Linked DNA regions of Homo sapiens: region 1 is linked to region 2. The links are chromatin loops, found by intact Hi-C in ENCODE. Cell type or tissue: CD14-positive monocyte. All regions are shown on one strand. Links, peaks and the distances in the headings refer to the core of each region. The heading gives the core; the rest is flanking DNA. Region 1 overlaps LOC105377161 (a long non-coding RNA gene). Region 2 overlaps LOC105377161 (a long non-coding RNA gene).

Evidence for each region. A loop is a pair of places that touch in the nucleus more often than their neighbours do. Peaks named below come from ENCODE experiments on the same cell type or tissue, not always from the same donor. Only the 100,000 strongest peaks of a DNase experiment are listed, where the experiment ranks them.
Region 1: a loop joins it to region 2, with 2.0 times the contacts of the local background. A loop is called at or near these places in 4 of 110 quality-filtered maps.

Annotation. Positions count from the first base shown.
Region 1 is chr3:72,650,382-72,665,976 of GRCh38, forward strand. All of the region lies in intron 5 of LOC105377161 (a long non-coding RNA gene), which reads right to left. It overlaps LOC105377162 (a long non-coding RNA gene), which reads right to left and starts at 13,868. Exons shown (of 2, transcript NR_135531.1): 1 at 13,549-13,868; 2 at 12,915-13,186. In CD14-positive monocyte, for the core only: CTCF peaks have their summits at 5,598 (motif pointing left) and 5,798; no DNase peak of the experiment used is centred there; H3K4me3 peaks cover 614 bases; H3K27me3 peaks cover 2,073 bases.
Region 2 is chr3:72,586,805-72,602,399 of GRCh38, forward strand. It overlaps LOC105377161 (a long non-coding RNA gene), which reads right to left. Exons shown (of 11, transcript XR_940962.3): 10 at 14,757-14,939. Among named protein-coding and RNA genes, the nearest start is that of RYBP, 150 kb to the left of the region's middle. RefSeq lists an enhancer at 3,756-4,583. In CD14-positive monocyte, for the core only: no CTCF peak of the experiment used is centred there; a DNase peak (open chromatin) is centred at 7,437; H3K27ac peaks cover 1,642 bases.

The sequences.
Region 1 (15,595 bases), core at 3,447-8,446, 62 kb after region 2:
AAGGACAAGAGTTCAAGACTAGCCTGTGCAACAAAATAAGATCCTATCTCTACAAAAAATAAAATAAAATAAAAATCATATCTGCTGCATCAGTACCCAGACCCTTCCCAGAGAAGGGGCAGCCTTGGCCTGGGTAGGATCTACAGTGGCAGTGCTCAAAGGATCCCCTCAAAGGAAATTTGGCAATGTCTGGGAACATGTAAAGTTGTCACAATGTAGGGAGGGTGCTACTTGCATCTAATGGGTAGAGGCCAGGGATGCTGCTAGACATCCTACAATGCACAGCACAGCCCCGCCCCAGCCAATCCCCAACATAGAATTATCTAGCCCCAAATGTCAATAGTGCCAAGGTCAAGAAACCTTGGCCTACAGGAAGTCCTAGCTGTACAGAGAGAAATTAACTCATCATAAGGCACTAGTAAAGAAAACCAGGAGCCTAACTTTCCTCCTCATCTAGGTAACCACCTCCATCTTGCTTCATCCCATTGACCAGACTGTAGAGTTAGCAAGGCCAGAGTTCTTGTTTCAGCCTCTTATTGATCATTTATTCACTTGTGCTCCTTCTGGGACAACAGCTTATACCCCAAGTTCAAAAGACCTCTCACCCAGCCCAAGAAGAGACTGTGAGCAACCCAGTCAGAGCACTAGTTCGAAAGTTTTCAGATATAAAGAACTCTCTTCCAATGCCAAGAACTGTTATAGACCTTTACACTGTAGTAGTTGTACTTCAGCTTCTGTTGGCTGAGGAAATAACAAGAAGCTACCATATTTTCAGTACCACTTTAAAAGAACTGTGGAAGAATTACTTTTATTGGTAGCACTACACCTAATGTAACTGGACTGTGTTAATGGCTGAGTGGGATTTTTCCTGTTGTTCTGAAATTTCTGCTAAGGCCCAGAGCTGAAGACAAAGGATACCCATCTTCCAAATTCAGAGCTCTGACCCTTGAGAATCAAAAGGACCAGCTACCTTCCCTCAGGGCTTTATTTGGGGTAACTGTAGGAGAATCACCACCTCCACCATCACTTCTACCACTCTTACCACAATTACCACCTCTACTACCATCACCTCCGCTATCTTCACCACCATCTCCACCATGGCCACCACCGTCAATGCCTTCACCACCATCACCATCACCATCATCAACATCTCTACCATCACCACCATCTGTATTATCACATCCACCCCTACTACCATCATCTCCACTACCCTCACCACCATCAATGCCTTCATCACCATCACCATCAGCAGCATCTCCACCATCCCTGCCACCTGTGTCATCACATCTACCATCACCATCATTACCACCTCTACCACCACTACCTCCACTACCCTCATCACCATCTCCACCACAGCCACCACAGTCAATGCCTTCAACACCATCACCATCATCAACATCTCTACCATCACCACCATCTATACCATCACATCCACCACCATCACCATCATTACCACCTCTACCACCACCACCTCCACTACCCTCATCGCCATCTCCACCAGCCACCACCGTCAATGCCTTCATCACCATCACCATCATCACTATTTCCACCATCACCTCCAGCACTATCTCCATCACTGTCACCACCACCACCATCAGCACTGTGGAGAGAGGACCTCATATTTTGGGATAGTGCAGTATTTTTGAAGAGAAGCCTTTTCCTTCCTCCTTTCCTTTTGATAACAAAGTGTGTTGTGACCTCCAAAGAAAGGAGAGGAGACCCAGAGAGTATCCTGCTAATGACTAGCAGTATCCATAGGTAAAGAAGATTGGAATTTCACTTCCTAATGGGAGGACCTGCTGACTTTCCTCTGTGTGACCAGAAAGAAGATGATAAAATTGGGGTGGGATGGCATAATGGAGTCCATGAGAAAGAGAGTCCCTAGCTCAGTCTAGTTCCCTAGTTTTTCAGAAGTGTACAGTTGGAGTTCATACAAACCCAGAGGTCCCAAAGTTGGCCATGGAAGATAGAAGAGCAAAGACCCTACATCCTCACAGAGAGGATTATGGTGGGGTCAGCTAGGAGGTGTGGGCAGGTCTAGGAAGGAACCAACAACACCCTGGGAGATGCTGAGAAGTGAGCCCCTTGCAAGGCCAACGACATGAAGCCCACAGAACCCTGGAGCAATGAAAGCTCTAAGCCACCAAAGAGAGGCCCACAGCCTCACCAGCAGGTCCAGGCAAGAGATGTGGGAGGCATTTCCTCTCCTTCCTGCCAGCCCCCACCCTCGAGGAGTCAACAAAAGGAGGAGAGAGGGCAAAGGGTATGAGAGAATCATCCTCACTTCCCCTCCTCACCCCAGGAATCATAGTTCATGCGTGCCCCAGGGCAAGTGCAGGAAAAGGCTTTCTATCCAATGTAAGACTGAAGCGTTCTTTTTCTTTTCTTTTCTTTCTCTTTCTCTTTTTCTTTCTTTCTTTCTTTTTTCTTCTTTTTTCTTTCTTTCTTTCATGGGTTTTTTTTTTAACTACACCCCCATTTCAGCAATATAGACTGAAGTATTAAAATGAGCAGGACAGGGCCTTTAAAAACTAAAGTGATGGTTTTAGTAAAGGAACTGGTAAATTACAGAATCCAGCTGAATTACTACTAAGGATGTTTAGCCATGGAAAATGTTATGGAAGCTGGGTTAGGAGCAATAGTTGGAAACAATAAAACCAGTTCTTGTTATACCACCAATGAATTGAGACACACAGGTTACAATGTACTTGTAACTTGCCCAGAGTCCCATAACTCACCTGACTCCAGAGCCTGGGTGCTTAGCTAATCCCTGGATAGATGAGAAAAGACCAGCTTATCATGGGAGCTGTTGGCTGAGATGGTGGATCAGGGAGTCTAGGTGGAAAGGACCCGAGGAGTCCTAGCGTGGAAGGGAGAGCATGAACCGGGTATGGAAGCCTCAAGGAAGCTGCAACCGCCTTCCTTGTGCCAGGCAGTGAGCTGGGCTTTCATCTCATGCTTATACCACCCTGTTTGGTGGGCACAGTTAGTACTCTCATCCCTACTTTGCTGACAAGAAATTAAGGCTCCCACCAAGGCCACATAGCAACTAACTGACAGAGTTAGGGTTCAAACCTAGGTTACTTTGACTTGAAAATCTAATACTCTAACCAGGACCCTGATTCCTTTAGAATGCCTTATCACAACAGCAGAAACCACATCACACTGTTATGCATGGAGAATCACAGGCTGCAAACTCAACCATGAGTGAACATTTCTCCAGTTTTTTGACAACTAAAGTGAATTTCTTTATCAGGTCCCTGATCCTGGAGGTGGGAGAAACAAAATCACTGTTATTTAAGAATTTCCTTGAGTCTCCCTTAGGTTGAGTCCAAGTTCTGGAGGCCCTCAGGAGCACCCAGGCATGGGAGGCGAGGGTGGTTGCAGCTTCCTTGAGTCTTCCATACCCGGTTCATGCTCTCCCTTCCACACTGGGACTCCTCAGGTCCTTTCCGCCTAGCCTCCCTGATCCACCATCTCAGCCAACAGCTCCCATGATAAGCTGGTCTTCCCTCATCTATCCGGGGATTAGCTAAGCTCTGGAGTCAGGTGAGTTATGGGACTCTGGGCAAGTTACTTAACCAGTTTGTGCCTCGATTTCTCCATCTGTAAAACTGATTATCTCACGGGCTTCTTAGAGGATTTAAAAAGACAATATTTGCGGAATGCTTAGAACAGTGCCTGGCCCATCATAAATGCTTAACTAAAGCTAACTACCATTTTGGGGGAACAGGAGGGAGGGAAAAAATGACTCTCACTAATTAAGTCTTTTTCTTATGCCTGGAGAGTAGCTTTTAACATTCAAAATGCCAAAACTGGCCAGGCATGCTGACTCATGCCTGTAATCCCAGCAGTTTGGGAGGCTGAGGTGGGAGGATCACTTGAGCCCAGGAGTTCAAGACCACCCTGGGCAACACAAGAAAACCCTGTCTCTACGAAAAATTTATTAAACAAAAAGCCAAAACTTTAATCTTTCTATTCTCTGAATTCTGTAGCACCCTTTCTTCCCATATACAATACAGGCAAATTGTCTGGCTTCACAAATTGGGGTTGGAGTATGGTTAATATCTCAAAATTCTACCCTGCCTAGTCATAGGTGGACAGTTCTGTCTGAGACCCTAAGAGCTGCCCTGCAATAACTCTGACCCACACCCCCCCACCCCCGACACACACACTCCCACCACCTCCATCATCATTATCCACAGGTTAGAATTTTCTGGCATATTACTCTCCTACAACATTTCAGAGTTTATCCTGCAGCCACATTCATTCACTCAATCCTTATCATGACCTTTGAAAACAAAAGCAGATTTGCTTTTCAGCCACCATCTTTTTACACTAACAAAAATGTTTGCATTTATAGAAAACGTCAAACATATATATATATATATAAGTAGACAGAACAGGACCGTAAACACTCTCGGACCCATGGCAAATTCGGCTTGGCCCATCCCTACCACATATTTTGAAGCGTATCTCAGAGATCCTATCATTTCATCTGTAAATATCAGTGTGTGTTTCTAAAGGCTAAGAATGGTCTTTTAAAACACAGTACCATGAACGCAACTTAAAAAAAAAATGATTCCTTTATATCATCAAATTGCCTTCAATCCTATCAGAGTTCAAATTTTCAACAGCATCCGTTTTGACAAATCAGGGTTGGGGTTCCTAAACCCATTAGGGAAGAAATACACCTCCAAAATTGTTCTGTGGAACAACCCGAGGCTCTCCGGAAGGGTAATTGGACCCCTCCCATTCCTTCACAGACAGGAATGTATTAGCCAAACCTACCGCGATTTTGCCGGGAGGACGCCAAAAAAGACGATCACGTGTCAAATAACCATGGAAACGGGGTGACAAAAGGAACTTATGCCTTCGCTCCCTTGTTTAGACAGAGCAATCAAGGAGCTGCTGTCCTTGCAGCGGGGAGGCCGGCGCCGCCTGCGGTCGCACACACCTGAATTCCTGCACCGGGGCAGCCCTTGGCCCCCCGTGAGCACCGCCGGGCCTCGTCCATGGCTGTCAGGACCCGGGATTAGCACGTGGGCTCCTGCGGGGACTTGGGCTGACCGCAAGCGCTAGAAGAATTGGAATCACTAGACTTCCATTGTTAGTTTCTTCCAGTGGTTCAGCGGACAATTTTGAACTGAATCCAGCAGAGAACTCATCGGAGGTTTTTTGTTTTTTGTTTTAAGTAGTAGTGATACCATTTCATCCGATTCCAATGCTAGTCATTTACATGATCAGCCTCTGATATAATTAACCCAAGGGCAATTCCAAGCCTGGACCCTTGAAATGACTGCCGTATTAGATTTGTGGTCTAGAATGTCTTTCCTTCAGACACCTTACATAAATCAAGGTGCCAGTAAATCAAAAATGGAGTGATCCTATTTTTATTTTTTTTAAATATATGTACAGAAATACTCTCATAGCAGATGCTACTGGCGCTCTGCCGCTACCCTCTTGGCATTGGTGCTCCTGGGGCTCTCTGCCCAGGCCTCTCTAGGACTGCAGGAGGTGGGCAGGCCTGAAGTCAGGGGGAGCCTGCAACCAGGCAGGGACGCCCTACGGGAGAAAAAGCACCTTGGGGAGGGTGTTCTAGAGCGCCCCCCACAGGTCCCAAACAGGACTGAGCTCAGCTGTGCATGGGGCTAACCTGTTAATCACAGGCTTCCCAGCCCTGTCCATCTCACTTCCCCACTTCTCCATCAGTGCTTCCTGGGATTATCTCCCGACAGAGGGCAAACACCTCATCCTGGGAACCCCCAGCCCCAGGCAAACCAGGACAGTGGTCAGCTTGCCTCCCACATAAAACACTTGCACCGAAATCCTAGTCTCAGGTTGGCTTCTGGGGTACCTCGACCTACGGAATAATCCCTATGCTGGGAAGAGTCTGGAATGAGACATAAATCTTAACTGGGTTTTTTTTCTTTTAATAGACATGGGGTCTCACTATGTTGCCCAGGCTGGTCTCCAACTCCTGGCCTCAAGTGATCCTTCCGAAGTGGATATGAAGGTGCTGGGATTACAAGTGTGGGCCACCACACCTGGCTTAACTGGGTATTCTCTGTGAGCTGAGCCCTCTAAAGGTGGGCAGTGGGGCAGTGCTGGACTCCTTGGGTATTTGGAGGAGGAAGTAAAGGTAGGTTTGTCATCAAATCTGTATCTGACATTTTTACAAAGAACATATATCATTTTTAAAAATATATAATAAAAACCTGAGCTTTTTAAAACTATCAGCAAATATTTGTTTTATAATTTTTAAAGAGTCATTCCATTTAAGTTTTTTAAAAAGAAGGAAAGAAATGGTTTAAAAACATTTTAATGATAATTTAGGGCAATAGTTTACAAATTTTTTAAGTTTCTGATGGAATCCTACATAGTATTCCAGTTACAACCTGATATGAGTGGAACTGCTGTGATGAAAACTGGGCTCTAGGGCCTGGAACTCCCCCCACCCAACTCCTTTCCCCACCCCAGGTAAGCAGTAGGTACATCTAAGGAACCCTGAGGGTTTCGTCCATCCCAGTGTGAAAAACCACTGTTAAAGAGGAATATTTAATTGCATTAAAAAATATTAACTTTTTACTTTAAAACATGTTATGAAATGAAAAGAGCAATTCAAAAAATAGCACTTATGGTACGATCTTGATTTTATGAACAACAACAACAAAATACATGTACTCACATACAAAGAAAAAAGACTGAAAGGAAGGCCAGGCATGGTGGCTTATGCCTGTAATCCCAGCACTTTGGGAGGCCAAGGCAGGCGGATCACTTGAGGTCAGGAATTTGAGACCAGCCTGGCCAACATGGTGAAACCCCGTCTCTACTAAAAAACACAAAAATTAGCTGTGTGTGGTGGTGTACCCCTGTAGTCCCAGCTACTCAGGAGGCTCAGGCAGGAGAATTGCTTGAACTTGGGAGGTGGAGGTTGCAGTGAGCCAAGATTGAGCCACTGCACTCCAGCCTCGGTGACAGAGCTAGACTCTGTCTCAAAAAAAAAAAAAAAAAAAACTGGAAGGAAGTATACCAAATAATATTAATGGTGATTATCTCAGGAGGGCTGGATTACTATTTTTTATTTTCTGTGCCAGTACTATATTACCTGAATTTTCTACTGGTATGTATATATGATATATTATTCTAAGGAGGGGAAGAACAGAAAAAAATGGTTCCTAAGTCACATGCAGACAATAGCAGTCTCCAGACTAGATGTTCATTGTTTTTAGGTGATGATCTGAGGAGCAGAGGCTTTCCAAGTTTAGAGATTTAGCTACTGAAGACTTCATAATTCAAGTTGTAGCCTGTCAATTCGATGCTCAGTGAAGTCTTTGAAGTTTCTGATAATGATGTATGAGCACTGCCTATAAAATAAGCAAGACAAGGGGTAACTCTCTCTGCCCCACCCCCTGCAGTGGAGCGGTTCAGGGTAGGAAGAGGGCAGCACTTCCCATCACTGTGGGTGCAGTCAGTTCAAACTCATGACTGAAGAGCCTTTGAAGGGAGACTGGAGCATTGCCAAACCAAGGCTTCAGTAGAGAATTACAGTGGTTAAGTCAGTGGTTCCCCAACCTGGCCGCCCATTCGATCACCTGCAGAGCTTATTATAAATGGGTTCCTGGCCCCACCCACTTATCCTCAGATTCAGGAGGTCTTGATACTTAGAATCTGCCTTTTTAACAAACACGCCAGGGGGTCCTCGTGTGTCTCCTTAATGAAGTTCATCATCACTGTGAGTTTGTGAGCTCTAGGAATCTATATGCCTTATTTGCTACTATAACCCAGATACTGTGTGCAGAGTCCTAATGCTCTGTAAATATTCCGGGAGGAAATTATTTATTGAAGGCTCACTTTGTGCCTGACGTTTTGCTAAGTGGTTTCAAGGCCAGTTACTTTAATCACAACTCAAGGGAAGTATTCCAATACCCATTTTGTAGATGACAAAGTGGACTCAGAGAACTTAAGAAGCTAGCCTGAGGCCCCTTAGAAAGAAAGAGAGGCAGCATCCGAATCCTGGTCTGAGGTCCAAACTCCAGCTTATCACATTCAGCCACACCACTTCTAGAAGGTTCCATGGCGTTTCTTTTCTTGAGAGAAAAATAGAATTGTAATTCTCCATTCACCTTCCTCTTCTCCTATCATCTACCTGCTCATCTGTTTGTCTACACACACACACACACATTTCAAGATTGACCATCATCTAAAATGGCACCAGAACTCACCCCAGGACATGCTATACAGAGGTTTATACTCATACTTTCCTGACTTCTTGTTGTAACATGTCTTTTCTAAGCTAAAGGAAACCAGTTATTCCTCGTTCCAGTTGTAATTATCTTACTTATTTTAAAGTAGTTGTTGCAAACTAGCCTAAGCAATTTGGCTATTCAAACTACTAGGTGTTTGATCATGATGGCTTCCTGCAATAGGTAAGAAGTCCATGAAGGCTACAAGCTACCTCCCCCGATCACCTAATCAGATAGTATGTTACAAAGACAGTCTGTCTCAGACCAAATTCCACATTTTGCTAACTGGTTTCAAGGCCAGCAAGCAGGCACATAAACAGCCACACCACCCATTCTGTTAACCCGGGGACATGTCAGCCCTCTCACTTTAGACACTTCGACAGCCTCTTTCACAAAAAGTGTAGTCAAGGCACACGTGACACTATTGTCAGCGCAGTATCTAGCCTAGTCAGGCAGGTGATCAAATCAACCCTTTAATATATAGACATAGGACTGTTTGGACTTCCAAGGCTGGAGCCTTTCTAAAAGAATAAGCAACTGGTCTGGCTAGACTTATTTATAATGTCTTCAGGCAAGGCAAACGCACTATGAAACATTTCCAGCCATCTACCATTCTTGAACGCCATTCTTTTCATCAATGAAAAACCATTTTAGAAATCCATTATGCTAATTAACACACCCATGGATGCTGAGCTAGGACAGATAATTGAAGCACTTATGGTACCTTCCTCTGGAGTGTGGGGTTGTGATCTTTCGAATGTTAACAGCCCCTACAATGTAGATGAAAGCTAACACATACACACACACCCCATGCATACATGTGCACAGAGACATGGTGTATGAAATATGCTTTATGTTTAGAAGTAAATTACAGTCAATATATCAGTCATAACCACCACCATCTGATGAGAACTTACCGTACGCCCAGTACTGTGCTAAAGGTTTGACCAAACAAGAAAATGTATCTTCTCTGATCCTCACTGAAGAGACTGAGAGCCCAGAAAAGCCATCGAGGAAGGACAAGCTGGCCTCGCACTCTGGCTGACTTGACAGCCATTCATCTTAGTGACTCCAGGAGGCTGGTTGCCTGTGAGTTCTTCTGGGCCTCCTGGGAATTCCCCCATCATCATCAACAACAATTTTTCACTCTTGGCTCAAAACCTTGAACAATAAATAAAATCCTGATCCCCAGAAAGTATTCCACAGCATGACTCCTGAACATAATTGATTCTGAAGGAGGCTTGGGAACTCCTCCTGGGTGACAACTGTGTTATATCTGGAAACATGCCAGGCAGCCGGCTCTGTGAGCCTACCAAGCCCAAGGGTAGCCAGAACTCAAATGTCTGCTGCTCCCCATTAGGCCTCCACATGGGAGCCCCCTTCTTCTGCCACCCTCTGCTTTGTGTCTGTGTTTGAATTTATCAGCCACCCCAATGGGTTGGGTACAGAAGCTGAAGAGGAGGCCAGCCAACCATCATCCAGGAGTGTCCTTGCCTCCTGCCAGGGAGGGGCAAGGACTTGGCCATTTCAGTAATGAACTACTGTGCTGTCAGGGCAGAAAAGAGAAGGAACAGGTCATCGGGGGTGGTGAGTAGTCAGAGTCTGGAGACAGTATGAAGGGAGAGTGAAAAGAACTTGCTGATGAATTCAACAAAGAGTTACAAGAAGGAGAGGAGGCAAGACCGACTTGAAGATTTGGGGCCTATGCCAAGAAGAATAAAGCTACCACTGACCACCTGGGGAAGACTCAAGTGGGGAATAGCTGGACATGTAGGGTTTGAAATGCCTGTTACATATCTGAAGTACACTCATTTTCTGTGACTGGATAACAGATTACCCCACACTTTGCAGCTAAAACAATGCCCATGTATTAGCTCATAGTTCTGGAAGTCAGTAGTCCAGGTAGACTCAACTGAGTTCTCTGGGCAGGTTATCAGAAGGCTGAAATCAGGTGGTAGCTGGCCTAGGGTCCTGTGTGAACGCTCTGAGGAAGCATCTCATTGCAAATGTATTCTCTGTGTTGGAAGACTCTGTTCCTTGCATGCGTGGGCCCAAGCTCCCTGTTCCCTTGGTGGCTGTCAGCTATGGGCCACTCTTAGCTTCCAGAAGCTTCCCATAGTCCTTACTGCAGGACTCCTTTCAACTTCAAGCCAGAAAGCCTGGGTCAAATTCTTCTCCTGCTTCCAACTTCTCACTTCCTCTTCTGCCACCAGTCAGAGAAAACTCTAGGATTAGATCAGGCCTCCTTGAATAATCTCCCCTTCTTAGGATCAAGTGTGCCATAGGACATCACCTAATCATGGGAGCAAAATCCAGCATATTCACAGGTCTGGGGATTAAGCAGGGTACACACAGTGGGGTGGGGTGAGACGGCAGAAAGTCTTGCGTGCTTCCTTAGAATTTTGCCTGCCACCCAAGGGGAGATGTAGAGGAGACATTCTCTTTCAGAAACTTCCAGGGCTGAAGGATGGGGCAGAAGGAGGAGGGGAGGAACCCATCTGGATCTCTTTAGCCTCTGGAACCTGAAGCACTCAGGAAAGAAGGCCTGGCCCTTTGAAGCTGCCCCTGCCAGGCCCCACAATGGGCCAGCCCTGCCAGCCCTCCTGCACAGGCCCTGAGGCATCTTGGCAGCAGCATCCCCGAGTCTGGCAGGTGAGTCAACATTTGGCTTCTCTCCTGGGCTTTCTTGGAAAGGGCTGTGTTCCAGATTGGCAGCTGTGCTAGCTGGAAAGGAGGCCAGAAAAGAGCCAAGTTCCGGGGGCCCTGCTGCCAGGCAGGACACCTGGACCTTCTCTCCCCTAGTTACTGAAAATGGCAGAAGGAAACCCAGGGAAGCCAGAGCAGTAGTAAAGCAGAGTGGCCAAAAAATTTCAGGCTATGGAGTCAGATGGATGACTTAGCCTCTCAATTTCCCCATCTGTAAAATGGGAATCGTCATTAGTAGCTGCAATGAAGGGGCCTGTGACAATTGAACAGCGTGCTACCTGCAAATCATTTTGCACAATGGCTGGCATATCGAAAACATGAGTAAAGCCTGCACAATGGATACTATTAACTGAAGGGGAAATGCCTGGCAAATAGAGGTGGTTCAACCAGGTGGAATTAAAAAGGAGAAAGGGATTAGGTGAAGGGGACAAAGGGATAGCCAACCCCTTTTATAAGAAACTCTCATAATAGTGGAATGTAAGTTGGTTGTTTCTCTAATGACTTATGAATATACAAAGCCCCATTGCTAAACCCCTAGGCATGATGGATTTTGATTGGGCCGCAGTGTAAATTTGGATATGATATTCCCAGGACTCCTGGGTAGTAAGATTGGATTTCTGCTACCTATAGAAATTCAAGAGGGAAGGGAGGGAAAGCAATAGAAGACTATTGTGTTGATGTGTTGTAGGCCACGTTTGGTTGCAAAGAATAGAACCGCCTAAGATAATGGGGTAGAGTAACATTTGGGGCATTTAATGGTGGGTTCACACCATACTTCTGTACTCATCAAATTTCTCTGCTGCATCCTAAAAACCTCTCTCCCCCAACTGCTATCCCCAGCCTGCTCAGCAAGAAACGAGTCAGTTACTCCGTAGGGAAATAAAGCAAGGACTGCATTTACTCCCGGGCAGCACAGTGGGAGAATGAAAATCACAGGCTCCACTAGGTTTGCTCCAAGGAGCTTGGGATTTCTTCAGTCACAACCAAATCATCTCTCTTGTCTGGCAAGGACCACCAGACCTCAATAATCATCCAGTTTGCAGTGACATGTCCCATGGCTAACACCCTCCCCCCATCATGCCCACCCCACAACAATGGGCAGGACAAAAGCCTTCTTGGACAGGTGACCAGCTGAGACCACTGAACCCACTGAGAGTAGTGAGTGGAATAAAAATAAGGTCTTATTCCTGATCAAGGTGGATAAGTTGAGATCAGTTTGAAATCCTCATTGACTGGGGCTCCAGACGTGCTTATTCAAAGTATATAGTAGGCAATCCGGTGGGCACCCAGCAACGGGAGATCAAGATAGCCAGGCCCGCCACTGCATGTCAACTCAGTCCCCTTTTCCCTTTACAGACTAGCATGCCTTCTCTCTGCCTTCCTAAGAGACAGTACACAGCATTAAAGTCACTGCCCCAACCCGGCTGTACATGATCTTTCAGGTCAAATGCCAAGCACTATCTAAGTGTAGTTATGTGTCTCTTAGTTCACACATTTGACAGACAAGTTGGTTGGCTCACAGACTGGGCCTATGGATTGGTTCCTGGTGAGGAGTTTACTTTTGATACAGTCAGTAGTGGGAGATGGGGGGATGGAGTTAGGTGGCATAGACATGACGGCTTAGACATACCTCCTCCTTCCATTAGGTGGTGAGGGACTAGACTCTCAGAGGTCGGACAGGGCCTTGGCAGGCACCCCAAATATATCCACCATAAACAACCCCCAACCCAATTCAGATTTCACAAGTTCCCTCTGAAGCATCATTACAGAGTTCTTGAAATCTAATCTATTCCAGAACATTCCCAGATGGACCAAAAAAGAACTGACACATTTTTGTATCCTCCCTTTCTCCCAGAATCAAAATTTTCAGTATTATTTTGAAACTAGCTATCCAGAAATCCCATTTTTCAGAGCAAAGTCTTTTGTGGTTAATTAAATAATTAACTCCCATTTATCTTTTCAACAAGTCTCGGTTTTCATAGAGCGGGCTTCTTTAATGTGGGGTACACCCATATGGGTGTTTCTGGGGCAACAGTGTGTCACAGAACAAGCCAATTAAGTACAGGCGAGTTAATGGCCTTGTCCAGGTTAATAGTGAAGCCAAGCGCCTGTTGCTGAGTCTTCAACTCTTCGTTAGCTCAAATCCCAGTTGTAACTTTCCACTAGGGCTGTGAGTTGTGACTTTCCTTAATCCACCAGATAGAAGCAGAGCAACAGCAGAGGCTGTAAATACTCTGTCAGGGCATGAAGAATAACAACAATAAGGCATTCATATTAGGAGAGGAGATTCATTCATCACGGTTTGTTTACCCTCTCAACAACCCAGAAGAGTTGGTGTCACTGTCTCTGGGGAAGCAGCTGGCATAAGGAAATCAAATTGCGGTGAAAAGAATGTGAGCTTTGCAGTCATATGAGCCTCATTTCAAATCCTGACCAAGGCCTTTACTTCTCTGATAAAACAAATCTGTATGGCAGCTCTGATTGGTCAGCCCCCATACCTTAACCCTAATTAAAGAGTTTGAATATCACCCCTGCTTCTCTGGTACTCAACCTTTCTTCCAAAAAAGGGGATAGGGGTGGTGATAATACTACCCACCTCATGGCATGATTGTGAAGGTTACATGAGGTCATGTGTGTGAAAGGACCCTCTCTCTAGTAGGTGCTCTTTATGCTCACTCCTTTCCTAATGTAACTGACTTTTTCCAGGTTTGGGATGATCTTCTAAGGTTTCTCAAATGATTGTCATGACTGATGAATTCAACACAAAGAGAGCTGATGAGGAAAGCCAGGCTTTCTTCACTCTCCTGAGAAAAAAATTCCCTCTTGGGTAAGACCTGCCATCAGGCTGAGATCCCATCCTTCTTTCCAGATCCTTCTTCCATGGTGGCAGAGGCTTCTTGTTGCTAATATTGGTCTTCCCCTAATTCTATAGAAACAGAATTCCTAAGTTTAAACAGAACCTTATGGCTACTGAGACAGAGAGAGACCACATTCTACATTTCCCAACATCCCTTGCAGCCAGACATGACCATGTGACTAAGTCCCCACCAATGGGATGTGAGAGGACATGAACTGTGCAATGACCAGATCTGACCCTTAAAATGATTAAGCTTCTCTTTCTCCTTTCCTATTGGCTGGAATGTGGACAAGAAGTTGGGGAGCCAGTTTTGACCCCCGTGGAGGAAGACAACACTCTGAGCAACAAGATAGAAGAAACCTAGTCCCTGGACAGCCTCATATAGCAGAAATGTCCTGAACCACCCACCAACCTCCAGATTGTTACATGAGAAAGAAACACACTTCTGTCTGGTTACCACCACTGTACTTGGGGGTCCCTTTATTACATCAATGCAGTCTACTCCTGACTAAAACATTCACTTTCCTTTATCAAAATTCATCTTCAGATCTTGTCTGGAGCAAGAACGGTCTGGAGCCAAGATCAGCCTTCAGAGTAGATTGGATTTCATCATCTCGCTGCCTGTAAGCCAGATTCAGTCCACAGACATGCTTTGGTTGGCTCCTATAGTGCATTTTTAAAAATTTGAATTCATTGTCAACATTTACATGTTGAGAAATTTCACATAAAAATCTAAAGGACTAGCTTTTCTTGAGAAAGCTGAAGGTCTGACCACCCTAGGTCCACATCTTCCTTGGTGAAATTCAGCGGATGCTACATTGTCCCTTTAGATGGAGTGAGCGTGCTTCAGCTCACCATCATCAGTGCCTATGGCAAATGCTATTGGGTCCTGGGATCTTGCCATTTGGAGGTCTGATGGCCTGACTTCCAATCCCCAAGGCCTGTAGTCTTTCGCCTGAGGACTTGCCTGCTTGGCACACACGCATTGTAGACCAGAGACACTGGAAAAATTAAAGCATCCTCAGCAACCCCAATGAATGACTGGTGGGAGCTGATGGAGAAATACCCATTTCACAGATGGGCAGCTGAAGGGCACCTTTGACGCTGGCCTCTGGAGTCTGTGTCACAGTTGCCCACAGTGGTTTAACTCACCATAACTCACACCCTTTATTGACTGGCTGCCATTTCCTGGATCACCTTCCAAATCAACTGCTTATATTCAAATCCTGCCCTCGAGGAACCTAAGTCTCAGAGCCTGCCCTAGGGAACCTTAAGTCACCAGTCCCTTTGGTTTTCCACCAAATATTAGCATTTATCATCAGCTGTGCTGTTATTTTTTTTTCTTCTGGTAGAGAAATATTTATATTTCTCATTTAAATACAGCATGTTAGCTGTATTTAATATTTATTAAAAATGAATAGAAAACGAAAAGATAGACTCAAAGGACAATGTGCTTCAGGAAAAAAAAAATAGGTGAGAGTATATCTCTTTGTGCAAGTAAAGAATATTCCTGCATATTTAACATCCAAATACTGGTCTGCTGAGTGCGCTGATGTTATCGGCCTAACCCGTGGGCATCTGTGTTTGTGATTCCTGGTGTTCAGCTCTGAAAGCTCTTGTTAAAACTCAGAAGTCATTACCCCCTGATTTTGAATGAGGTTCTGAGATTAGCGAGATGGCCATCTGGCAGCACGCTGAGAGAAAAAGTGGGAAGACACATACGTTTCAGTTGGAGGGAGGAAGGACCAAAGGAAATCTTATCACTGGGGCCAGGCCAGGGAGCTCA
Region 2 (15,595 bases), core at 5,215-10,214:
GGTGCCTGGCTACGGCTCCACCCCCGAGCCTATGGACCTAGGTGAAGACAGGCACTCCTGCCTTCATGCACAAATGTTGCATTTCCCAAGGCCACCCTGGTCGGCCACACCCTGATCCTGTGCTGTAAATAAACCGGAGACCTTAGTGGGTATGCACACAAGAAGTAGCTGAGCCATTGAGCAGAACACACCAGCCGAAGAACACACAAGCAGCTGGACGTCAGGAGCACACTGGCAGGCACCTGCAGGCTGGCAGGCCATCGACCAGCACAACAACATGGAGTTTGGCTGGGGCAGTTGGAGGGGAGCCCCACTGCTGAGCGGCCTGACTCTAGGGGAAAACCACCTTTCCATTCCATCTCCCTTCAGCTCCCCCATCTGCTGAGAGCTACTTCCACTCAATAAAACCTTGCATTCATTCTCCAAGCCCACATGTGATCCGATTCTTCCAGTACACCAAAGCAAGAAACCCTGGGATACAGAAAGCCCTCTGTCCTTGTGATAAGGCAGGGAGTCTAATAGAGCTGACTAACACAAGCCACCTACAAATGGCAAAACTAAAAGAGCACCCCATAACACATGCCCACTGGGGCTTCAGGAGCTATAAGTATTCACCCCTAGATGCTGCCTTGGGATGGGAGCCCCACAGCCTGCCCATCTGCCTGCTCCCCCTAGAGGTTTGAGCAGCGGGGCACTGAAGAAGCGAGCCACACACACCCTGTGAAGGGGACAAGGGAACTTTTCCCATTTCAATATGGTCTTCTCACTCACCTCCTCCCTCTAGACAGCTCTCCTGCCTAGGTCTCCATGGCGCTGTTCTACCTAGCTCTCCTGCTGCAGGTTGACTCCCCTGGTAAGCTGTCTCTAAGATGGAGATGATCAGGGAGTGCTCTCAGCATCACTCCGTGGAGGGAGCAGAGGGAAGCAGGACTGGGAGGGAGAAGCTGAATTGTGAAATAGTCTCAGCAAAGGCCTCAGCCAGCTCCACAGGGACAGGCATTCGGGGCACTGAGTTGGAGCAAAAGAATCAGGTCTTTACACACCCGGTTGATCAGTCGCTGGGGGTGGGCTCCCTGGAAGTAGGCAAGGCTTTGGGCAAGGTGGTGTTATTTAGCCACGGGCCATTCATTCCAACAGTGTTGCCAGCAGCTGGGGGAATCAGTCCCTCCCCAAAAGGGGATCTAGGCAGCACACTACAGTGTCCACAACACCTTCCTTCTCTCCAGCCGCTCCTTCCCTGGTGTAGGTGACCACTTTCCTCTGGTCTCAGGCTATGGCCTTCTGCTCTTCTCTATTTACAATCTCTTTTGTAAAACACTAATAAAGTATTTTATTTACACTTCATACAAGAACAGTAACTAGCATTTATTGGGTGCATCCTATGAGTAGATGCCAGGCACTGTGCTAGGCACTGCCGATATATTATCTCATTCAAGTTCCCAGAAACCCACTGGCATTAGGGGATATCAAAACTCTTTATCACAGCCAAGGAAAGTGCCAGAAGAGTCTTCTTAAAAAAACAAAGCAAAATCCTTTTTCTACCATGTCATCTCCCTCCTAGCTCAAGGCCCTTTGATGGCTCCCAATTACTGTTGGAATAAAAGCCCAGACTCCTAACTCAGCACCCAAAGCCCTCCGAAACCTGTCCTGAGCCTCCCTTTTTACAATTCTTCCTTTTTCCATTCCTGCCAAACCAAGCCCTTCACTAGGACTTTCAGCTGGCCTGCTCCAACCTGCTCCGAGACTAGCTCGGCTTAGCTCTTAACTATGCCTGTCCCTTCCTTTGACAGTCATTCATTCACGTATCTGTTTCCTCATCTATTGTAGACCTAACATATACTAGGCTGTGTGTTGGGCATTGGGGATACAATGCTGAACAGACACAGCCTGTCCTCCGCTTCAGAATCTTAAAATTGTGCAAGAAAGACGAATGTTATTCAAACTTGCCAAATTTTCAGTTATTTATTTATTAATTATTATTATTATTTTTTGAGACAGAGTCTTGCTCTGTCACCCAGGCTGGAGTGCAGTGGAGCAATCTCAGCTCACTGCAACCTCTGCCTCCTGCGTTCAAGCAATCCCCTGCCTCAGCCTCCCAAGTAGCTGGGATTACAGGTGCCCACCACCACGCCCAGCTAATTTTTGTATTTTTAGTAGATATGGGGTTTCACCATGTTGGCCAGGCTGGTCTCAAACTCCTGACCTCAGGTGATCCACCCTCCTTGGCCTCCCAAAGAGCTGGGATTACAGGTGTGAGCCACCATGCCCAGCCTCAAATAGTTATTGAATTCCAGCTTTGACTCAATGCTAAGAGGGGAGCATCAAGGGGTGTTGAAAGCTTAAAAGGGAGCGCTGAGGACCCTTGGTGAGCCAGGTGCTCTTCCAGTGCCCGTGGATGTGGCTGTGTAACTCAGTCGCTTCCCTGCTTTCTTCGTGGGGCCTAACGTAAGTGTTTCTCCTTTTCAGCTCTCCCCTTTCTCCTCTTAATATCTACATTGCCTGTTGCCTCAACTACTCAATCCTGTGCAGCTTTGCTTTCTCAATGTAAAGCGCTGTCGTCTCTCAGGTACATTTTGAGTCTTATGAATGATAGTTATCACTGATTTGAGGACATATCCTGTGCCAAGCAGTCTCTATGCTCTCACACTGTTCAGCAATTGCAATATCCTCACAACCATCCTTCTTCTTCTTCTCATGATCCCATTGTCTTAGTCCCGGAGGAAGTAACCCTGAGACAGGGACTCAGAGCACCTGGTTTACTTGGCAGTTTAAAGAAACATGGGCAGGTCAGTGGGGAGGTCATGGAAGGGAGGGTGTATTATCAGTCAAGTTCACCCTGGGGGAAAACCAGAGCCAAATCCCGCTGGGGAAATTCTGAGAAGTGGCATAGAATGCGTCTCAGAATCACCGTACCCAGGGGGTGAAGGAGTTGGGGTGCTTATTCACCAATTCCCACCAGACGCTGGTTGAGGGCTGTGTGTAGGTGGGAATGGCACTAATTCCTGGGCACTGCTGGCACCTGCAAGGGCAGGCAAAGTGGGCATCGGCAGCCTGAGAAAGCCCCCAGGGGAAGAAATGGAGGTGCCAGAGTACACTGAAGTGGTGAGGACGGAGGGCCTACTACGCCCATATTACAGATAAGTAAACAGAGGCTTCGAGGAGTCAGTCCAAGGTCACATGGCTAGGAACTATCAGAGCCAGGATGAACTGAAGTCTTTCTGGCTCTAAAACAACATAAAATGCCCCTTGAGAGGCATTATCTTATCTTAACCTCCAGTAACCCTTACAGCTCTTTGCACAGGGCTAAGAACCCAGTAAAGAATCCAAAACTGCTTCCTGATTGAGGAGCCTGAACGATGAGGAGCTTCTTAGACCCACAGAATAACAAGGCTTTTTTTCTTTGTTTGTGTTTTTGAGACTGAGTCTCACTCTATTGCCCAGGCTGGAGTGCAGTGGCGTGATCTCGGCTCACTGCAACTTTGGCCTCCTGGGTACAAGCGATTCTCTTGCCTCAGCCTCCTGAGTAGCTGGGACTACAGGTGAACACCACCACGCCTGGCTAATTTTTTTATTTTTAGTAGAGACAGGGTTTCACCATGTTGGCCAGACTTGCCTCAAACTCCTGACCTCAGATGATCCGCCTGCCTCGGCTTCCCAAAGTGCTGGGATTACAGGCGTGAGCCACCATGCCAAGCCAATAACAAGCTTTTAAATGTGCCTCCCTTCTCCATGATAGCAGGTGCGATCACCTAGTTTCTGAATACATTCATGAGTGTCTCGACCCCTTTTTACCTTATCACCTCTTGGACTTGTTTGAAAAGAGGAAAACAGGCCCACAGTCAACGACGGCTTCCTGTCATGAAGCTGAGGCCAGAACTGGAGTTGCTACTCTTGGTCTTCAGCAAAAATTCAAATGCCCATGCAATCCTTTTTTTCCCCTCCATGAAATTCCCCTAACTCGGTTAAAGAAAAAAAGTCAGTCAATTTACATGGTAACAGAAAAGGACAGGGCCTGGTATAAAATATTCCCCCATCTGCACCGGAGGGCACGGCCTACACGCTTCAAGAGCACAGCGGAGGCCCCGGGGATTTGTTTTTCTTTCCCTGACCCGGGGACTCTGATCTCTCACTTAACCTCTGACCTCTTCAATTCAGATAACAGGGAACTGGCAGCTGGGTTGGGGGCAGCTCTGAATGCCACTGGACTCCGCCTGGGTTCATTCTGGCCATGGAGACAGAACAAAGGGAGGTGGCCCTTCCCCGTGAAGCACCCCAGGGCGGCAGGCAGTCCTGTGGGGGCCCCTGCTCAGGTGCCCACCCCGGGGAGCATAGAGGGTTACCTCATTACAGCTAATGCCATTTAGAGCCTACTTTGTGCGGACAGGAAAAAAAATTAAAGCAACATCAATACCTTGATTTGACTCCATTTAAAAACTTCAGACTGAAATAGGCCTCAGCAAAGATCCATGCCCCTCCCTGCAGAGAGGCCTTTTTCCTCCCTACCTTAGGCCTCATTTAAAACAGGGCTATAGTCTGCATTTTAACAGCAGCTATTTAGAGGTGGGTATGAGCCACTTGTTTGAAATTGAATCAGCCATTTTTATTAAGCCATATATTTTCATTCTTGCCGGTGACGCTGGGAGACGATTTTCCAGCCTCTCTGTTTTGCTTTCCAGTGTATTTTCATTGGGAGGAGAGCTGCAAATCCAGGCCCTGCAACCTCCAATTACCCTGCTCCAACCCCATGCTGCTGGGTTGGACCCAACTCTTCACAGCAACCTCAGAAACAATGAATTTTAACCCCCGCACCCGCAACACCAAAACAAATTCCTTCCTAAATAAGGAGCCCGTTGGCTCCTTCCTAGCTGAATTCCCAGCCCCCATCTCCCAACTCCAGTTTCCAGTTTTGTGGCTGCCGCTGCTCCTGCTTGCTGGTGACTTGGCAGCTCAGCAGTGACCACCCACGGTCGTGCCCCAGGGCTGGATGACTACTTAATCTCTGCTAGGAGTTTGGCAAGAGGCTATTCACTGCCTTTAGACAATTAGACATCTCGAGGGACAGACATTTTTTTGGAGCCTCTAGTTCCCAGCTGCATGTGGGTGGGCCTTTTATTCATTCATTCATTCATTCACTGATACATTCATTCACTCACTTATTTATTCTTTCGTTTATTCATTGATTGCTTTGGAACAGCACCTGACACAGAAGGATGACAGCATGTCAGTAGCTGTCATTCATATCCACAGCCAACATTTATCAGGGACCTCCTACTATGTACCAGGAACTGAAGATGAAATAAATAAAACCCAGCCTCTGCCTTCGTGAGATCATACTATCAGAATGTGGTTTTGCACATTGGGATCACTCGGGGAGCTTTTAAGAAAAGCCTATACTAGGCCCCACCCGCAGAGATTCCGATGTGATTAGTCCATGGTGGGGCCAAGGTATCTGCATTTTGTAAAGGCTTCCACATGTTTCTAACGTGCAACCAGGGCTGAAAGCCACGGCTCAAGAAGGAAGGGCAGATAAGGAGACAGCTCTGCCCCAGGGTGAGGAGGGCAAGAGTAAAGTTCTGTGGATGCAAGGAGAGATGGACTCTAACCCTGCCTGAGGTCAGGAAGGCTTTCTAGAGGAAGGAGGCCTGAAGACAGAAGTCAGCATGGGATGGGCCAAGGTACTGGGAAAGGAGAAAGGGGGAGAAGATTCCAGGAGATGGGAACAGCACAGCAATGGCCTGGGTTGAAGGCAAGCATTGCACGTAGGACAATTTCCGATGATTGCATATGGCTGGAGTTGTGTGTGAGAGAAGGGAGCAGGGGATGGAGGAGACAGCTGGCCGAGCAACCCTGCTAAGGGACTAACAGGGTGTTTTGTCATCCATGTAAGGGGTTCAAACACTGCCTAAAAGCAATAGGGAGCAGAGGAGGGAAATGATTAATTTTGCATTTTATTTTATTATTTTTAAATTAATTTACTTATGTATTTTTGAGACGGAGACTCGCTCTGTCACCCAGGCTGGAGTGCAGTGGTATGATCTCGGCTCACTGCAACTTCCGCCTCCTGGGTTCAAGCGATTCTTGTGCCTCAGCCTCTCGAGTAGTTGGGATGACAGGTGCATGCCACCACACCCAGCTAATTTTTTTTGTATTTTTAGTAGAGACGGGGTCTCCCTAGGTTGCCCAGGTTGGTCTCAAACTCCTGGCTCAAGTGATGCACCCGCCTCAGCCTCCCAAAGTGCTGGAATTACAGGCATGAGCCACCACGCCCAGCCAATTTTGCATTTTAGAAAACTCCTGGCCGGGCGCAATGGCTCACGCCTGTAATCCCAGCACTCTGGGAGGCCGAGGCAGGCAGATCACGAGGTCAGGAGATCAGGACCATGCTGGCTAACATGGTGAAACCCCGTCTCTACTAAAAAAAATACAAAGAAATTAGCCAGGCGTGGTGGTGGGTGCCTGTAGTCCCAGCTACTCAGGAGGCTGAGGCAAGAGAAGGGCGTGAACCTGGGAGGCGGAGCTTGCAGTGAGCCGAGATCATGGTGCCATTGCACTCCATCCTGGGCAAAAGAGCGAAACTCTGTCTCAAAAAAAAAAAAAAAGAAAAGAAAACTCCTTCAGCTGTAGAATGGACTAGAGCGCAGCCAGACAGGAAGCCAGGTGAGAAATGACAATGACTGGACGCAGGGATGTATCAGTTTAACTTAGGCTGGGCTCCCCTACACCTTGAGATAGTCTAGAAAAGGAGTCAGAATTGTCCCACCTAAGGAATGAAGAAACTGGTGTATTTGCCCACAGACCCCTGTCTGGTGTTGGTCCAGGGCCTCTCCTGGAGGCATCAATGCCCCAGCATCCTGGCCTGCCCACCCCACTCCCACAGGCATGCTCCTGGCCAAAGCAAGCTCCCTGGCAGAGAATGACAGGCACCTACAAGGACACCATCCCTGGCTGTGGGAACAGTGGTGCCCAGGGCACATGTACAAGGCTGCAGCAGAGGCTGTGACTAGGTCTTTACCCAGTGATGGAGGGCATGAGAGACTGAGGCCAGGAAGAGGCTGGTGAGTGTGGTGAGATTGACAGGTGCAGATGGAAATGAGGAGGCAAGGGTTGCCATCAAAAGGAGGATGGCAACCCTCCAGCACGCTGACTGAGGGCACGAGCAAGTGAAACCTTTAATCCCCAGGGTCAGATCAGCACAAATACAGCCATGTGCCGGCCAACAACCTTCTGAGCATCCATGCAGGGCAGGATCATGGGATTCTGGTTGTTTGAGCTGCATGGACTTTTGGTTTCCAGGAGAGAAGAATTTGCAGTATTTGTAGGAGGCTTGGCTTTAGGCACATAAAAAGGCCTTAACAGACTTTAATTCCGGGTCACCCCCACCCACAACCTTGTGTTCCTCCCTCTCCTCTCCCCATGATGTAATCTCTGATGTAATCCTTGGTATATTTCTGTTCCCTGTCTCTCCTATCCAATCAGCTGCTGTGTTGGTTGTGAATTATTTGAAGGCAAGAAATCCACTCAAACTAATTCAAGTCCAGGAGGCCAGTTTTGGGGAAGATATGAGAGCTGGGGGAAGAACCGAGGGCAGGAAATGTAGCCAGGCTCCCTTTAGGTTCAGAAGCAGAGACCACTAAGACCCCAGGGGTAGAGAAAAGGCTTTTCCTATTTTTTCTGAAGCCACATGGTCTCTCATCTCCCCCTCTATCTTTTCATCTGTTCCATCTCTGTCTCATTTTTGTTCCTCTCTGCGACCTCTCTCTGTGTCTCCGGTATTTGTGCTCAGGTGAGCACATGGCCACTCCAACCTGGCATTCTGTGGCCTCTTAGTTTAAGCCAATATAAATAGGCTTCAGTCTTTATGTCTCAGTTCCTAATTCACAAGGGAGAGTACTGGATTGGTAAGTATTAGAAGACCCAAATCAAACTGGTTCCAGGAAAAAAAGCAAATTTTTTGCCTCAAGTAACTTAAAAGTCAAGGGTAGGCATCAGGCATTGCTGGATCCAGGGGCTTAAGTTCTTTTGTCAGGAATTCTGATGCTCAGCCCTTTTTTGATCTGTGTTGGTTTCATTTTCAGGCAAGTTCCCTCCAGCTTTAGATCCTCTAGTTTAGCAGTCTCAGTAGAAAGGTGGCTTCTTTCTGCCAGAAGTTCCAATCACATTCCTAGGGTTGACTCTCACTGAGCCAACCCAGATCACAGCCCCCTTGCTGAACCAGTTGCTCTGTCCAGTGGATGGAAATGCTGATGGGCCAGACCTGAGTGACACTGCACCCTGAAACCAGATGGACTAAAAACAGGAGAATGGCCAGGCACGGTGGTTCATGCCTGCTATCCCAGCACTTTGGGAGGCCAAGGTGGGAGGATAGCTTGAGTGGCCAGGAGTTCGAGACCAGCCCGGGCAACATAGCAAAACCTTGTCTCTACAAAAAATAGAAAAATTAGCTGGGCCCAGTGGTGTGCGCCTGTAGTCCCAGCTACTCAGGAGGCTGAAGTGGAAGGATCACCTGAGCCTGGGAAGGTCGAGGCTGCAGTGAGGAGCAAAAAAAAAAAAAAAAAAGCAGGAGGAGAATTTTTCTCCAAAGAAGACTGAGGTGCTGGTACCAGAAAAAGGAAAAGGAGGCATGGATTTGAGGAGGCAGAAGTAAACAACCAACATGGTCAAGGGGTGACATCACACCCTTCCACCCACCCTAAAGAGCTCTGAACAAAGCAGGTTTCTTATAACAATATGGGAACCAAAGCAGTCACCACGCTCTCCTGTCAATGTTATCTGAACAATCTCACAGACATCTGCTTCTTCCTTTCTGTGACTGGGGCACCAGCCAGGGCTGACCATCAGCATGTGTGCACTGATATGGCCACCATCGTTGTTAAAGTACTGCACTATTTCCGTCACCTGTTGGTAAATATCCACCGGCCTGAGTCCCTGGCTTCCCCCACCTAGGCCACTCAGGCCCTCTTTTGAATCCCACAGATTGCCACAGGCTAGCCACTGAAGGGTTAATGCTGAGTGCAGCAGGGGCCTCCAAGACCCTGACCCAGCCGCTTCTGATTGGTTGATGCTCATGACCTACCAGTTGTCTCATTGATCTGGTACCAGTAGTTAAATATTTTGAATATCACCCTGGCTGGCAACAGTTTCCTATCTACTCTCCTTCATTCCCCTCCATCCCTCGACTCCCACAGTCTTCCTTCACACAGCCTTCTTAAACTCTGATCTGCACTACTCACTGGCCTCCTCATCATTCTCCCCTGCATCAGGTCCTGACTCCTTCGTAGGTCTCCAGCTGCCCCTGTGAGCTGGTCCCAAATGCCTTTTCAGCCTCACCTTCCCACCCACCTCCCACCCAAATGGCTTGCTTTTCCAAATACGCATGCCTCCTCATGCTTCTCTGCCTTTGCCCAAGCTGTTCCCTTTTTCTGATATTCTTTACCCACATATTTATGGAGGGCCTACTGTGTATGTGTCAGGTGCTGGCTTGGAGGAATAGACTGAGCAGGGAAGGTGGAGACAAAAAAGACAGACAGATGTTGTGAAATGTCTCCAATGGAGAAGCTCAGCCTGGAAGCAGAAAGGGGCACTTAACCCCAGGTCCCAGGAGCTCCCTGAAGGAGGATTCCTGGAGGATGAGTAGGAGGCCAGGAGGTCTGGGGCACAGCAATGAAGTCAAGGAAGCCAGCCTGCCATGCTGTGATTCCAGGGGTCCAGCAATCTGCTTCAATGTGCCCGATGTCTGAGCACACCTCCCGTTTGCTGAGCGCTTTCCATGTGCCGGGCACTTGCTGAGCTTTCCATGCTTGATCTCACTCAGTCCTCACCACCACCCTGCGAGGTGAGGCTGTGCAGAAAATGCAGCTCAGAGAGAAGACTCACACAGCTTGTGAGCAGCAGACCTGCCATCTAAGCCCAGGCTCCCTAGACACTCTGTTCACCCCTCACCCCATTCCCATGCCCCCTGTTTTAGGGCAGAGCACCTGCTCCACCACCCATCATTAGCAAGCTGGGCCTAAGAAGAATAATCTGGCTTCCCCACAGTGCTCGGTCCACAAAGACAATCCTAGACGTGGAAAAGCAGGGAGGGGGTGGCAAGCCCTGCTCTTGGCCACTAACAAGCTGATATTTGATGTGGTTCAGCAGGTGACCTGCCTCCTTGGCTCAGTTGCGCAAAAAATGGGGATAAAAATATCTTGGGGCACTAAACAGGATAATACATAGAAAGCCATTAAACGTGAGCCACTATGTCACCTACTCTTTCAGGACCAGATGAGAAAATGGGATAAGAAGGAAAACAAGGACTCATGCTTAGGTACCCTGGGCACAATTCCTTCCTTCCCAGACAGGGAGGGAGCCTGACTACATACCTCCTCTCTCTCTCTGCAATCAAACACATCTGGGTTGGCCTATCTGCTGTGTGATTTTGGGTAAGTCACTTAACTTCTCTGAACTTTCCTACCTTCACAATAGAGATCATTATGGGGCTCTGCCTTCATTCACTCAGCAAGCCACATGCAGCAACTACTATTTGCCAGGCATGGTAGTAGGAGCTGATGATGTAAGCAAGACAAGCCCCTGCACTCATGGAGTTTATATTCTAAGGGGAAATACAGACCAACACACACATGCACCCACACACAGTCAGGCTTTCAAATAGTGATAAGCATTCGGAAGAAAATAAAACAGGACAATGGTGCAGGAAGGAGGAGGCTGCCCGTGACAAAGTGGTCGGGGGGGGGCTGTCTGTGAAGGTAACCTGGGATCTGATACCCAGTTGGAGGGGAGAAACCTGGCAGACAAAGATCTGGGGAAGAGCTGTTCAGCCAACAGGAGCAGCAAGTACAGAAGCCCTGGGGCATGAAGGAACTTGGTCTATTTTAGGTATAGAGAAAGCCCAGTGGGGCTGGAGTGTGCCAATCAGAGTGAGGGAGAATGGCAGGAATGTGGGGAAAATTCAAGATGAGGCCCTGAAAGGACTTACATGGGCCTCTGACCCATGCCAAGGGCTCCATGCAATGTCAGCTACTTTGCCTGTGCTGTCCTCCCACGGGGCAGCAGGTTGGCTCATGCCAGGGAGTCACTGGCCACCAGAAGGCTGCTGCTTATACACAGGCAAATACGGTAATTCTTTTCCTCCACCTCCCAGCAGTAGCAGCAGCAGCAGGGATATGAATTGATTGTCAGAAGCTGTTTAAGGGCCTGTGATTGAGGAGATGATCTGAGGTAAGCTGCTCCAGTGAAATAAAGGCCAACAGCTGCCTGGTTCCACATCAGCGCTGCGCTTTTCTAAAAGGCAGCTTTGCCTTCCAGCACCCACCCCCACTCCACCCCCAGGAGGCGGGGAGCTCTCCCTTCATACTCTGGGGGAGGGAGATCCTATTTAGTGACAGATGAGATGTTGGGGACTAAACCCGAGGGCGTTGAGAAGTGTAATGGCTGTGGCTGAATATGTCAGTTTCCTGTTCTTTGTGGGTGGGGTCTCAGTTATGAATAAGAATTTCATGGAAATTTTGGGATTGAAAGGAAGGAGGGATTCGGGGAGAATCAGTCCCATCTCAAATTAAAATCTGTGCATTCCTGGGCTTTCAAGTGTAGCACTTTACACAGAATCAATTTTTTCATCTGAAATACGCATTCATCCATCTATTAATTTATTCGTTTACTTATTCACTCCTTTAACAAATATAAAATGCATAAGAGCTTGGGCTTTAATCACTGGATTTTTTAATATTTTAAAATTATTTTTCTAGAGACAGAGTCTTGCTATGTTGCCCAGACAGGACTCAAACTCCTGAGTCCAAGGGATCCTCCCGCCTCAGCCTCCCAAGTAGCTGGGACTACAGGTGTGTGCCACCATGCCCGGTTTGACAGATAGATTTAACGGGTTTGGCTACTTACTAGCTATGTGGCCTCAGGCAATTCACCTCACCTCTCTGAGTCCCGGGATACTCATACCTACCTCACAAGACTATTTGAGGATTATCCAGATAATGCTCACTAGGGACTGAGCCCAGTGCCTGGCACCGGCAAGTGACCATTCGCTACAGTGTACCAGAGAGCAAAAGAGGTGCCGCAAGGTTACAAAATGAAATCAGACAAAGCCCGTTTAGGAGCTCACAGTCCAGGATGTAAATAACCATGCCATGAGGAGCATATCTTAAATGTTCTAAGAGGCACAGAAAAAGTGACATGGCAAAAGATTTCTTCCTGTTAAAAAAAAATGAGGAAGACTCAAGAGGGAATTGGAAGTGACATTCGAGCTGAGCCTTAAAGGGTGGGTAAGGAGACCAGGGGGCGAGGCAAACAAAGGCACATTCCTAGAACCTTGCGAAGTGTGGTTCATGGACGAGCAGCACCTGCTTCACCCGGGAGCTTGCTCAAAATACAGATTCTCAGTCCCACCCAGACCCACTGGATCAGAATCTGCATTCGAACAACTGGGAGGTTTGGGTGCAGATGAAAGTCTGAGGAGCTCAGGACAGATGATCTCTGCTATCTCTGAGAAATGCCTTTGTGGCAAAGGAAGGAAGGAAGAAGAGATAACCTCCCCATGTGTTTGGGCCAATGACAAGGTCATATAGATGTGCCCACCCTGGGACCTTGGCCGGGGCGCCCCAGAACCAGAGGCCTCCAGGTGTGCAGGGAGCAGATACCCAGAGACTAATCTGCAGGGAAGGTCAGGCACCTGGGTGGCAGATGTTGCAGGGCAAAATGTTCTCTGAAGCCTCAGTTGAGCCTGTTGGCTCAGGGGACGGGACTGCAGTCCTGGCCACTTATCCATTCAATTCACTCATTCTACAAATACATACCGGGCACCTTTGCGAGCCAGGTACCAGCCAAGTTCTGCGTCTAGCAATGTCATGAGCCCTCAGGCAAGCCCCTCTTCCTCAGTTCTCAGTTTCTCCATTTGTCAGGTCTGGGTTGGTGTGCTTTCTATAATGCCTGAAGTCACCTCCACCCCATTTTCTGATTCCCCCTGTCCCTTTCTTTCCCAGTGTTTCCTTCTTTTCTCTATTCTCCTCTCTGCACTATTCCTCACATTGGTTTCCATCCGCACAATATGGAAAATCCCAGCACCTCTCTTTCTTAGACCGAGTTCCCAGAAGCAGAGTGGGAAATGAGGGTTCGTGTGAAAGTGACTTATTAGGAAGTGGGGTGATAGAACTGGGGAACAAGGAGACAAATAGAGGGTACTTTTGTCTCCATCCTGCAGGGGAGTGCTGGGGACAGTGTGGCTTGAGCCTCAGAGCTGTCCCCACTGGGAAGATCAGGGTGAGGGAGCTGAGTAGACCATAAATTCCCAGGCACTTCCACTCTCCACTGGCTGCAGCAGCCTGAGGACAGCCCCCTCGACAGAGACTCAGGTGCAGGCTAGCCGGAGTGAGAGCTGGCCTTTCTGAAAACGGCAAAGGGACCCAAGGGTGGAGCGCAGGGGATGCGCTCACAGCATCCACTACATTGTCTAAATAATTATAGGCCAGGTGGAATTGAGGTTCCAAAGACATAATAATAACAATAATGTTAGACCCAAACCTATCTTTTATCAAGCACTTACTTTGAGCCAACCACTGCCCTACACATGGACCATGCAGTATCTCATTTAATCTATGGGACAAATTTCTGAGGCTTTCAAGTTTTCTAACTCCCACTCCACCCCCAGCCCATGCAACACCGCTCTTTCTTTGATCTTTCCAATTCCAAACAAAACAGTTATTCACATGTATGACGATTATAGAAGCTATGAAACTAGCATGGAGAAAAGCCTTCAGGCAAGAACACCTGAGGAGTCCTCACTCCACCACCAGCCACTGCCAGGGGATGGTAATTGTCTGGAAGACTGAATGATTTGACTTCCCAGACACTTGCACAGAGACTTCTCATTGGGTCCTTTAGTGGGCCTGGAAATTTCTCTAAGAGCTGTAGATAATATAAAATCTCATAGACCAAATTTAAGGGTGATTTAGAGCATTTTTCAAGGGTACTTTGGACTTCCAGCTGACTTTACAACAGAACCCCGTGTGAAAACGTTAAGTCTGAAGCACCGTCAGTGTTTCAACTCACAGAGAAGAGGACAGAGGCACAGAGAGGGAACAGAACCTGCTCAGGGTCACACAGCTAATAGGAGAAGGTGGTAGGGTTGTTGCTGAGGCATTTAGGTATCAAATCTGTGTTCCTGACTGCAAGGCCACACTGTGCCTGAGGGAGAAGGAGGAACACTCAGTGTTTTCTGGAAACCATGAGGGGCCTGGTCACTCTGAGGACTGTGCGGTAGCAGCCCTCGGCTCTGTCCCTCCTTGGCTCCACAGAGAGGAGATAATCCCTCATCCATCTTTCACCCAGCCTCGCGTGGTCCCTATTGGCAGCAGCTGCCTGACACTGCCTCTGAAAGATGCCTAAGACTCTGCGAACCCAGTGTTTAATGCATGCAAAGCCTTTTCCAAAGAAGTCACTTAAAAAGATTACACAGGACAGAATCACCCCTCCTGCCTCCAGCTTAGAGAGTCTTTGCAGCTGGCCTGGAGCTAAGCTAAGGAAGCAGAGTCTATAGCAGCCTGAAAATAAAGTGAGCCTTCATTGGAGAAATCACTCAGAACACCAGCTGCAAGAGCTCTGCTCACTGATTCATTCAGCAACTCTTTGCTCTATATCTGAGTGCAGGCACCACACCAGGCTTTAGGGATGGACTGGGGACATGGTCCCTGCCCTCCTGGAGCTTACATTCTAGGAGAAAGGCCCCACTCCCACAGGAATGCCCATCTTACCACGTGATTCTCCCCAAAATGGGGGATCCTTTTCCTTGCTTGTCCCTGGAGGACAGCTCAGATGCTTCTTCACTCTCGCTGCAAGGCTCAGGATGGAGGTCCTGGGGAGAAGGCCATTCTGGTTTCATTTACTTTTCTCTTTAGCTTCCTCTCTCTCCTCTTTCTGAACACCCTCCTTGCTATCTGGATGGAAGAAGGGGCAAAAGGAAGAAGGAATAAAATGTTCGTGAATGAAGAAGAACAGAAGAAAAAAGTTGAGGATGACAGGAAGGGAAGAGAACAAAGTAAGGCTGGGGATGACGACACCTGTGGCCAACCCAGTGATGGAGGGTGGGATGAATGTGAAGCCACCGAGGACCTGGATGTCCTCTCCCTTTTACCAAAGCCCTTCAGGCACTGACGGGACTGGGAAAAGAGGAGAGGACTGACAGATATGAAGAGATTGAGAAGAAACATCATCCAACCTTGTAGCAGCAACCCCCAAGGTCACCAGCCTGCTCAGATTTTTTTTTTTTTCAGTATGAAACACTTAACAATCCTTCTCACACTTGCCAGTAGCTTATGGCAGAGGTCAGCAAACTACAGCCTGTGGGATAATCCCACCTGCTGCCTGACTTTGTAAATAAAGTTTTATTGGAACACAGCCACTCTCAGTTCTGTATTGTCAAGGGCTGCTTTCACACTACAACACAGAGCTGATTAGTTGCAACAGAGACTGTGTGGTCTGCAAAGCCTAAAATATTTACTAGCTGGCTGCTTACAGAAAAAGTTTGCCAACCCTTGGGTGTTATTCCTAGGCTCTTGAGCCTTCAGAGTTCTAAAATTGCTTATCAATTCTT